3 separate regions of the Homo sapiens genome follow, and all the other regions are linked to region 1. A link is a loop called in an ENCODE intact Hi-C map of the cell type or tissue named here. Cell type or tissue: psoas muscle. All regions are shown on one strand. Region 1 overlaps COL8A2 (collagen type VIII alpha 2 chain). Region 2 has its middle 6.6 kb from the start of THRAP3. Region 3 has its middle 32 kb from the start of MAP7D1.

Region 1 (2,500 bases):
CCTCCCCTGGCTCACCCCTGTCCCCCAAGAGTCCTGGGACCCCAGCTGGGCCCCTGTCCCCCTTGGGGCCTGGCAGTCCTGGCATCCCATAGCCAGTGGGGCCTATCAGCCCAGGGGGGCCCCGGGTCCCTGGCTCCCCTTTGGCCCCTGATGGGCCCTGTGGTCCTGGCAACCCTGCTGCCCCTGGGACTCCCACACCGTCTACTCCAGGAGGTCCTTTTGGGCCCACAGCTCCTGGCTCCCCCCTGGGGCCTGGAACTCCAGGAGGCCCAGACTCACCCTTGTCTCCTGGGGCCCCAGGAAGCCCATCCAAACCAGGTTTGCCTAAGCCAGCTGGACCAGGGAGGCCGGGGGGGCCGGGGGCACCCCCCTGCCCTGGGGCCCCAGGCAGCCCGGGCTGGCCCACTCCATTATCCCCCTTGAGGCCTCGATCACCTGGGGGCCCAGGCTCCCCCTGGGGCCCTGGTTCCCCCTGGAATCCTGGGGGCCCTGGCACCCCTTGGGCACCTGGTTTTCCAGGGATAGTAATGCCTGAGGGGCCCGGGAGGCCAGGGGGTCCTGGGGGTCCCCGGAGGCCCTGGTCCCCTCGTATTCCTGGCTCCCCCCGAAGCCCCGGCTGCCCTGGTGGCCCGACCTTGCCAGGGAGCCCTGGGGGACCAGCCTTGCCCATCCGGGAGAAGCCAGGGGGCCCAGCAGGGCCAGGCTGCCCATGGAGTCCTGGCTTTCCCATGCCTGGTTTTCCTGGGAAGCCAGGGGGGCCAGGGGGACCCCGAGGCCCGGGCTTCCCAGGGGGGCCGGGCTCTCCCTTCAGGTCCATCGGCAGCAGCGGTAGAGGCATTTCTGAGAAAGAAAGAGAAAGGGGCAGTCAGGGGCCTGAACTGTGGGGACAGGGGACCCCATCTACCCATTCCCCCATTCCAGTATGAGGTACACGGGAGAGGAAGAATGGGGCTGCCCCTTCCTGCTCTCATGGAAGATGGGGTTTGGGGGTGGCCCAGGGGACATCTTGGGGGCAACAGGGTGTCCTCCTTAAGGGCTCCTAACACCCAACCTACCTAGGCTGGGCCTCCTCCATGAGCCTGGCTGATTCTCACCTCTCATCCCTGCATGACCTGAAGGTGGAGTGGCCACCAGGTGGCACCAGCAGCCCACCTTAGAGCCCGTGGGAGCAGAGCCCCACCTCCCAACTTCCCAGTTCATCTCCCCCTTGGAAGACCACCTGTGCCAGCTAACTGCACCGTTTCCAGGCCCTCTGGGGTATTAGGAAAAACACTGAAGGTAGGAAAATTGGTGGGGAATGAGGAGCTGTGGAGGGCGCCTGAGGATCTGATGGCTCTCAGGGAGGCAGGGGATTTGGGGGCTGGGAGCGATTTGAGGCACTGTGGGGTGAGGAGGCTCTCACCCAGGTACTGGCCTTTGCCCTCACGGAAGGGCGGTCCCACAGGTCCTTTCTGCATGGGCTGGATGTACTTCACTGGGGCATAGCCCGCCGCCCCACCGGCCCCGCCACCAGAGGACGCCCGCGGCCCACACCCCAGCACCAGCACCAGTAGCAGCAGCAGCAGCGAAGACAGGGGTGTCAGAGTCCCCAGCATGGCGTCCGTGGACGTGCTGCAAAGAAGAACAGAGAAAGTCATCAAGCCAGCCCTGGGTGGTTTGGCACTAGGCCCGGGGTCACCAAAAGATCAGAATTTAGAGATTACACTGGAGATTTCAGTCAAAAGGCTGAGAAGCAATTCCGAATTTAGATATTATTCACAAGCAATTTTCAAAGTCGCGGGGGTCTGCATAAGCCACCTCCTAAACTTCTTCAGACCCTGCCTGTGGCTGTTCATCACCCCCACCATCTCCGAGAGCCCAGCCTCCCCAGGACAGCAGCCTCCTCAAAACCAGCCAGTCACTCTCTGCAGCCGGGCGTGCCTTTTAGAGCAGTCTGACCTCCCCTGCTAAAAACTCTTGGATGTCAACACCCATTTCCATTGCTGGGCCAGCTCTCTGCCAGGCACTAGGCTGAGCTCTTTAGGGACATGAATTCACTTAATGCTCAGAACACTTTAACAAGTTATTATTATTGTCATCTCCATTTTCCAGATGATAAAACTAAAGCAAAAGTCTTGAGGAAGCCAGAGATGGGATTTGTCTTAGGTCTGTCTGACTGCACCTTCTGCTGATGCCCTTCTGGACTCCCTGCCACTCGCCTTTGGGATCAAGTCTATGGCGCTTAGCATAGCATTCAAGGCTTTTTTTTTTTTTTTTTTTTTTTTTTTTTTGAGACAGTTTTGCTCGCCCAGTGCAATGTGCAATGGCGCCATCCTGGCTCACTGCAAAATCTGCCTCCCGGGTTCAAGCGATTCTCGTGCCTTAGCCTCCCAAGTAGCTGGAATTATAGGTGTGTGCCACCACGCCTGGCTAATTCTTGTATTTTTAGTAGAGATGGAGTTTCGCCATGTTGGCCAGGCTGGTCTCGAACTCCTGACCTCAGGTGATCCGGCTGCCTCAG
Region 2 (2,500 bases), 120 kb after region 1:
GGGTGGATTACAAGGTCAGGAGTTCAAGACCAGCCTGGCCAAAAACAACAACAACAACAAAAAAATAGCTGAGCATGGTGGTGCATGCCTGTGGTCCCAGCTACTTGGGGGCTAAGGTGGGAGGATTGCTTGAGCCCAGGAGGCTGCAGTGAGCTGTGATCACGCCACTGCACTCCAGTCTGTGGGACAGAGCCAGACTCTGTCTCAAAAACAAATAAGTAAATAAAAATGTAAAAATAATCCTAGTTTCTGCCCATACGAAAACAGGAGATGGGCCAGAATTGGCCCACAGGTTGTAGTTTGCTGACCTCTGTTCTGTGCTATCATAGCATATACCATATACTCTTCCTGCATTGCACTCATCCATTAGTAATTAATTATGCATGTGATAGACTTCTTAATGCTACCTCCCCAGTTGGAGGTAAGCTCTGTGAGGGAAGGGACCACATCTGTTTTGTTTACTCTTTTTTTTCCTGATCATCATAGTACAGGGCCTGACCCATGGTATGTGCCCACCAAATGAATGAAGTGATACAGTTTTCTCTGCTTTGAGAGGAACTCAAAGCCTCATGGAGAATGCAGACATACAAACAATTAACTACACACTTAACTAGGTAATGCTGTACTGGAGGGAAGAAGAGTTCGGTTTCTGGCAGGGTGGATTTGAGATACCAGTGGGAAATCAGGGTATGGTGGCTCCTATATATCTGGAACTAAGTGAGTTGACTCTAAGATGTAGATAAGGGAATAAGATGCTTAAAAGAGATGTAAAGCTACCTGAGTATGCCAGGTCACTCAAGGAGAGAGGTCACTCAGGGAGAGAGGCTGAATGAGGAGAGGAGAGGGCAGAGACTGGAACCTTGGGGTAAGTTTCTGGGCCAGGGAAGGGGCAGCGGTTGGTAGAAAGGTTGGAAGAGATCCAAGATAGATCTTGTTTTACTGTGCTTTGTAGATATGGCATTTTTTTTTTTTATAAACTGCGAGTTTGTGGCAACCCTGTGTCAAGCAAGTCTATTGACACAATTTTTCCAAAGGCATGTGCTCACTTTGTGTCCCTGTCACATTTTGGTAATTCTTGCAATATTTCAAACTTTTTCATTATTATTATATCTGTTATGGTGATCAGTGATATTCCTATCAATTAACATCAGTTATGTTACTATTGTAATTGTTTGGCAGTGCCACATACTGCACCCATATAAGTGGTAAACTTAGTAAGTGTTGTGTGTGTACTGACTGCTCCACCAACTGGCCATTCCCTGTTTCTCTCCTTCTCCTCCAGTCTCCCTGTTCCCTGAGACACAACAACATTGACATTAGGCCAATTAATAACCCTACAAAACGCTACAATGGCCTCTAACTGTTCATGTCTCTCACTTTAAATCAAAAGCTAGAAATGATTAAGCTTAATGAGGAAGGGATGTCAAAAGCCTAGACAGGCAGAAAGCTAGGCCTGTTGTGTCAATTAGCCAAGTTGTGAACGCAGAGAAAAAGTTCTTGAAGGAAATTAGGCCAGGCACAGTGGCTCACGCCTGTAATCCCAGCACTCTGGGAGGCCGAAGTGGGTGGATCACTTGAGGTCAGGAGTTCGAGACCAGCCTGGCCAACATGGTGAAACCCTGTCTCTGCTAAAAAAAAATATATAAATTAGCCAGGCGTGGTGGCAGGCACCTGTAGTCCCAGCTACTCGGGAGGCTGAGGCAGGAGAATCGCTTGAAATCAGGAGGCAGAGCCTGCAGTGAGCAGAGATTGCATCACGCAGTGAGCAGAGATTGCATCACTCAGTGAGCAGAGATCACATCACTGCACTCCAGCCTGGGCAACACAGCCAGACTCTGTCTCAAAAAAAAAAAAAAAAAAAAAGCCAGGCGCAGTTGCTCACGCCTGTAATCCCAGCACTTTGGGAGGCCGAGGTGGGTGGATCACAAGGTCAGGGGATCGAGACCATCCTGGCTAACACAGTGAAACCCTGTCTCTACTAAAAAATACAAAAGAAAAAATTAGCCAGGCGTGGTGGCAGGCACCTGTAGTCCTAGCTACTCGGGAGGCTGAGGCAGGAGAATGGCATGAACCCGGGAGGCAGAGCTTGCAGTGAGCCGAGATTGTGCCACTGCACTCCAGCCTGGGCGACAGAGCCAGACTCTGTTTCAAAAAAAAAGGAAATTAAAAGTGCAACTCCAGGCCAGGCGTGGTGGCTCACGTCTGTAATCCCAGCATTTCGGGAGGCAGGGGCAGGTGGATCACGAGGTCAGGAGTTCGAGACCAGCCTGGCCAAGATGGTGAAACCCTGTCTCTACTAAAAATACTAAAACTAGCCAAGTGCAGTGGCGGGCGCCTGCAATCCCAGCTACTTGGGAGGCTGAAGCAGAATAATTGCTTGAACCCAGGAGGTGGAGGTGGCAGTGAGCTGAGATCACGCCACTGCACTCTAGCCTAGGCAACAGAGCAAGGCTCCATCTCAAAAAAAAAAAAAAAAAAAAAAAGTGCAACTCCAGGGAAT
Region 3 (2,500 bases), 89 kb after region 1:
GTTTCGCCATCTTGCCCAGACTGGTCTTGAACTCCTGGCCTCAAGTAATCCTCCCGCCTCAGCCTCCCAAAGTGCTAGGATTAATTACAGGCATGAGCCACCGCACCAGGCCTCTTCTTTTTTTTTTCTCTTTGAGACAGGGTCTCACTCTGTCACCCAAGTTGGAGTGCAGTGGCACCATCATGGCTCACTGCAGCCTCAACCTTCTGGGCTCAAGGGATCCTCCTGTCTCAGCCTCCTGAGTAGCTGGGAATACAGGCACACACCACCATGCCTGGTTAATTATTTTTAATTTTTTCCTGTAGAGACAGGGTCTCGCTATATTACTCACACTGGTCTTGAACTCCTGGACTCAAGTGATCCTCCTGCCTCAGCCTCCCAAAGTGTTGGGATTACAGGTGTGAGCCAGGACAGCAATTTCTTATGCAAATGTGGTGCTCACAGGAAGGGTCTGATCCCACAGCTCAGGAAAGAGGAGCCAGGAGGGAAGGAGGGAAGAACACAGAAGTTCTAGGAGAGACTCAGCCTTTAGGAGCCTGGAGTGTGGCTCCTCTGAGACAGCAGGGCCCTAGGGGGCAGTGAGGGCTTTGGAAGAACTGGCCCAGGCTGCAGGGAGGTAGCCTCCAGGTCTGATTTCCTGGTTTCCAGCTGGAGATTGAGGAATGTCCGGTCTGTTCCAGGCCCTGACTGAGCCTGAAGAGAGCGGAGGTGGAGGCAGAAGCCATCCCCTCTGGAGATCCCTCCCTTTCCCCATCTCTGCCCTTTCCCCAGTAGGGCCAGACTAGGCAGGGCCAGAGGAAGGCAGCAAAATGCCCTTCCCTCCTCCCCTCTTCATCCCAGTCGCCAACGCTCCTGAACTCCAGCTCTGTTACAACACCCCCGCCCCTCAACACACACACAATCTTTCTTTAACAGGACTCCCCAGCTCCACTGTGTGTGCCCGTGGGCCCTCTCAAAGGAACATTCAGTCCAACCCGAAGCCTGTGCCCTGCTTCCCAATGAATGGCGATCTCGCTCCACCTGGTGGTTACATGAGCACATTGGCAAGGCAGTTGAGGTTGGAACTGCCAGGTCCACCATGGACCAGACCACAGGCCTATGGCTGATGTCCTGGCTGCAGGAGATGTGTGCTCTACTCTAGACTTGGCCAGTGACTCACTCTATAACTAGGCAACCCTCCTGACCTCTGTGAGCTTCAATTTCCTCATCTGCAAATTAGGGCTAGTGATATGGGTAAGGTATTCCTTGAACAAACACACAGAATAAGAGTCTTAGTTGCAAGGTCCCCTTCCCACCATGAGGGGCCATGATATCCTGAGGTAGCTCAACATCACCTCCTGTGTACTGCCAGTCCCTTCCCCAAACCACTCCACTTTGGGACAGCCGTATTAGACATGTCCCAATGTGGCCAGAACATTGAGCTCTAATTGACCAACAGGGCATGGAGTGCAATGGCGTGATCATGGCTCATTGCAGCCTGGACCCCTCGGGCTTGAGTGGTTCTCCCACCTCAGCTTCCTAAGTAGCTGGGACCACAGGTGCACACCACCATGCCTGGCTAATTTTTAAATTTTTTGTGGAAACAGATCTCGTTTTTTGTCCACGTTGGTCTTGAAATCCTGGCCTTAAATGATCCTCCTGCCTCCGCCTCCCAAAGTGCTAGGATTACAGGTGTGAGCCACCGCCCTTGGCTGGTAAGGACATGGTCTTTGCCTTCAGTGCATTCAGCCTAGAAGTGGAAGAATACATAAAAATAGAATACAAAGCCAGCGCGGTGGCTCACGCCTGTAATCCCAGCACTTTGGGAGGCCAAGGTGGGTGGATCACCTGAGGTCAGGAGTTTGAGACTAGCCTCAACATGGAGAAACCCCATCTCTACTAAAAATACAAAAAAATTAGCCGGGTGTGGTGGTGCATGCCTGTAATCCCAGCTATTTGGGAGGCTGAGGCAGGAGAATTGCTTGATCCTGGGAGGCGGAGGTTGCGGTGAGCTGAGATCACGCCGTTGCACTCCAGCCTGGGCAACAAGAGCGAAACTCTGTCTCAAAAAAAAAAAAAAATAGAATACAGTGCGAGGTCAGTGACATAATTAAGCACACAGTGCTTTGGGAATATAAAGGATAATTTTTTAAAAAAATCTTTAGAGATGAGGGTCTTATTAAGTTGCCCAGGCTAGACTCAAACTCCTGGGCTCAAGGGACCCACCTGCCTCAGCCTTCCTAGTAGCTGGGACTTCAAGTGTATACCACCATACCTGACAAGGAAAAATATTTGACCTGGGTTCAAGCAGGGAGAGACTGTCAAAGGGAGGCCTCCTGTAGGAGGTAATACCTGAGAATATCCTCTGAATTAAGGGTTAAAAACTTGAACGACTCCCAAGGGGCAGCCCCTGTCACTCCCCTCTGGTCCACAGTTGCCAGGTCGAATTGGATTCCAGTATGGCTTGCGGTGGCCTACCAAGGGTAGGATGATGGGCAGGGTCTGCCCCAGATGTGTGAAA

The links. Hi-C counts contacts between places; a loop is a spot of excess contacts. Peaks named below come from ENCODE experiments on the same cell type or tissue, not always from the same donor. Only the 100,000 strongest peaks of a DNase experiment are listed, where the experiment ranks them.
Region 2: a loop joins it to region 1, with 2.6 times the contacts of the local background. A loop is called at or near these places in 15 of 110 quality-filtered maps.
Region 3: it touches region 1 in a loop (9-fold over the local background); 77 of 110 quality-filtered maps call a loop at or near these places.

Annotation. Positions count from the first base shown.
Region 1 is chr1:36,098,648-36,101,147 of GRCh38, forward strand. COL8A2 (collagen type VIII alpha 2 chain) reads right to left here. Exons shown (of 4, transcript NM_005202.4): 3 at 1,403-1,611; 4 at 1-840. The coding sequence starts at 1,595. Among named protein-coding and RNA genes, the nearest start is that of ADPRS, 11 kb to the left of the region's middle. RefSeq lists a silencer at 1,416-1,545. In psoas muscle, a CTCF peak has its summit at 1,149 (motif pointing right); DNase peaks (open chromatin) are centred at 1,144 and 1,544.
Region 2 is chr1:36,216,573-36,219,072 of GRCh38, forward strand. It overlaps a transcript of THRAP3 not described here. Among named protein-coding and RNA genes, the nearest start is that of THRAP3, 6.6 kb to the right of the region's middle. In psoas muscle, a CTCF peak has its summit at 1,234 (motif pointing left); no DNase peak of the experiment used is centred here; H3K27ac peaks cover 689 bases.
Region 3 is chr1:36,187,323-36,189,822 of GRCh38, forward strand. No RefSeq gene overlaps it. Among named protein-coding and RNA genes, the nearest start is that of MAP7D1, 32 kb to the left of the region's middle. RefSeq lists an enhancer at 535-1,233. In psoas muscle, a CTCF peak has its summit at 1,025 (motif pointing left); DNase peaks (open chromatin) are centred at 659 and 989; H3K4me3 peaks cover 592 bases; H3K27ac peaks cover 1,623 bases.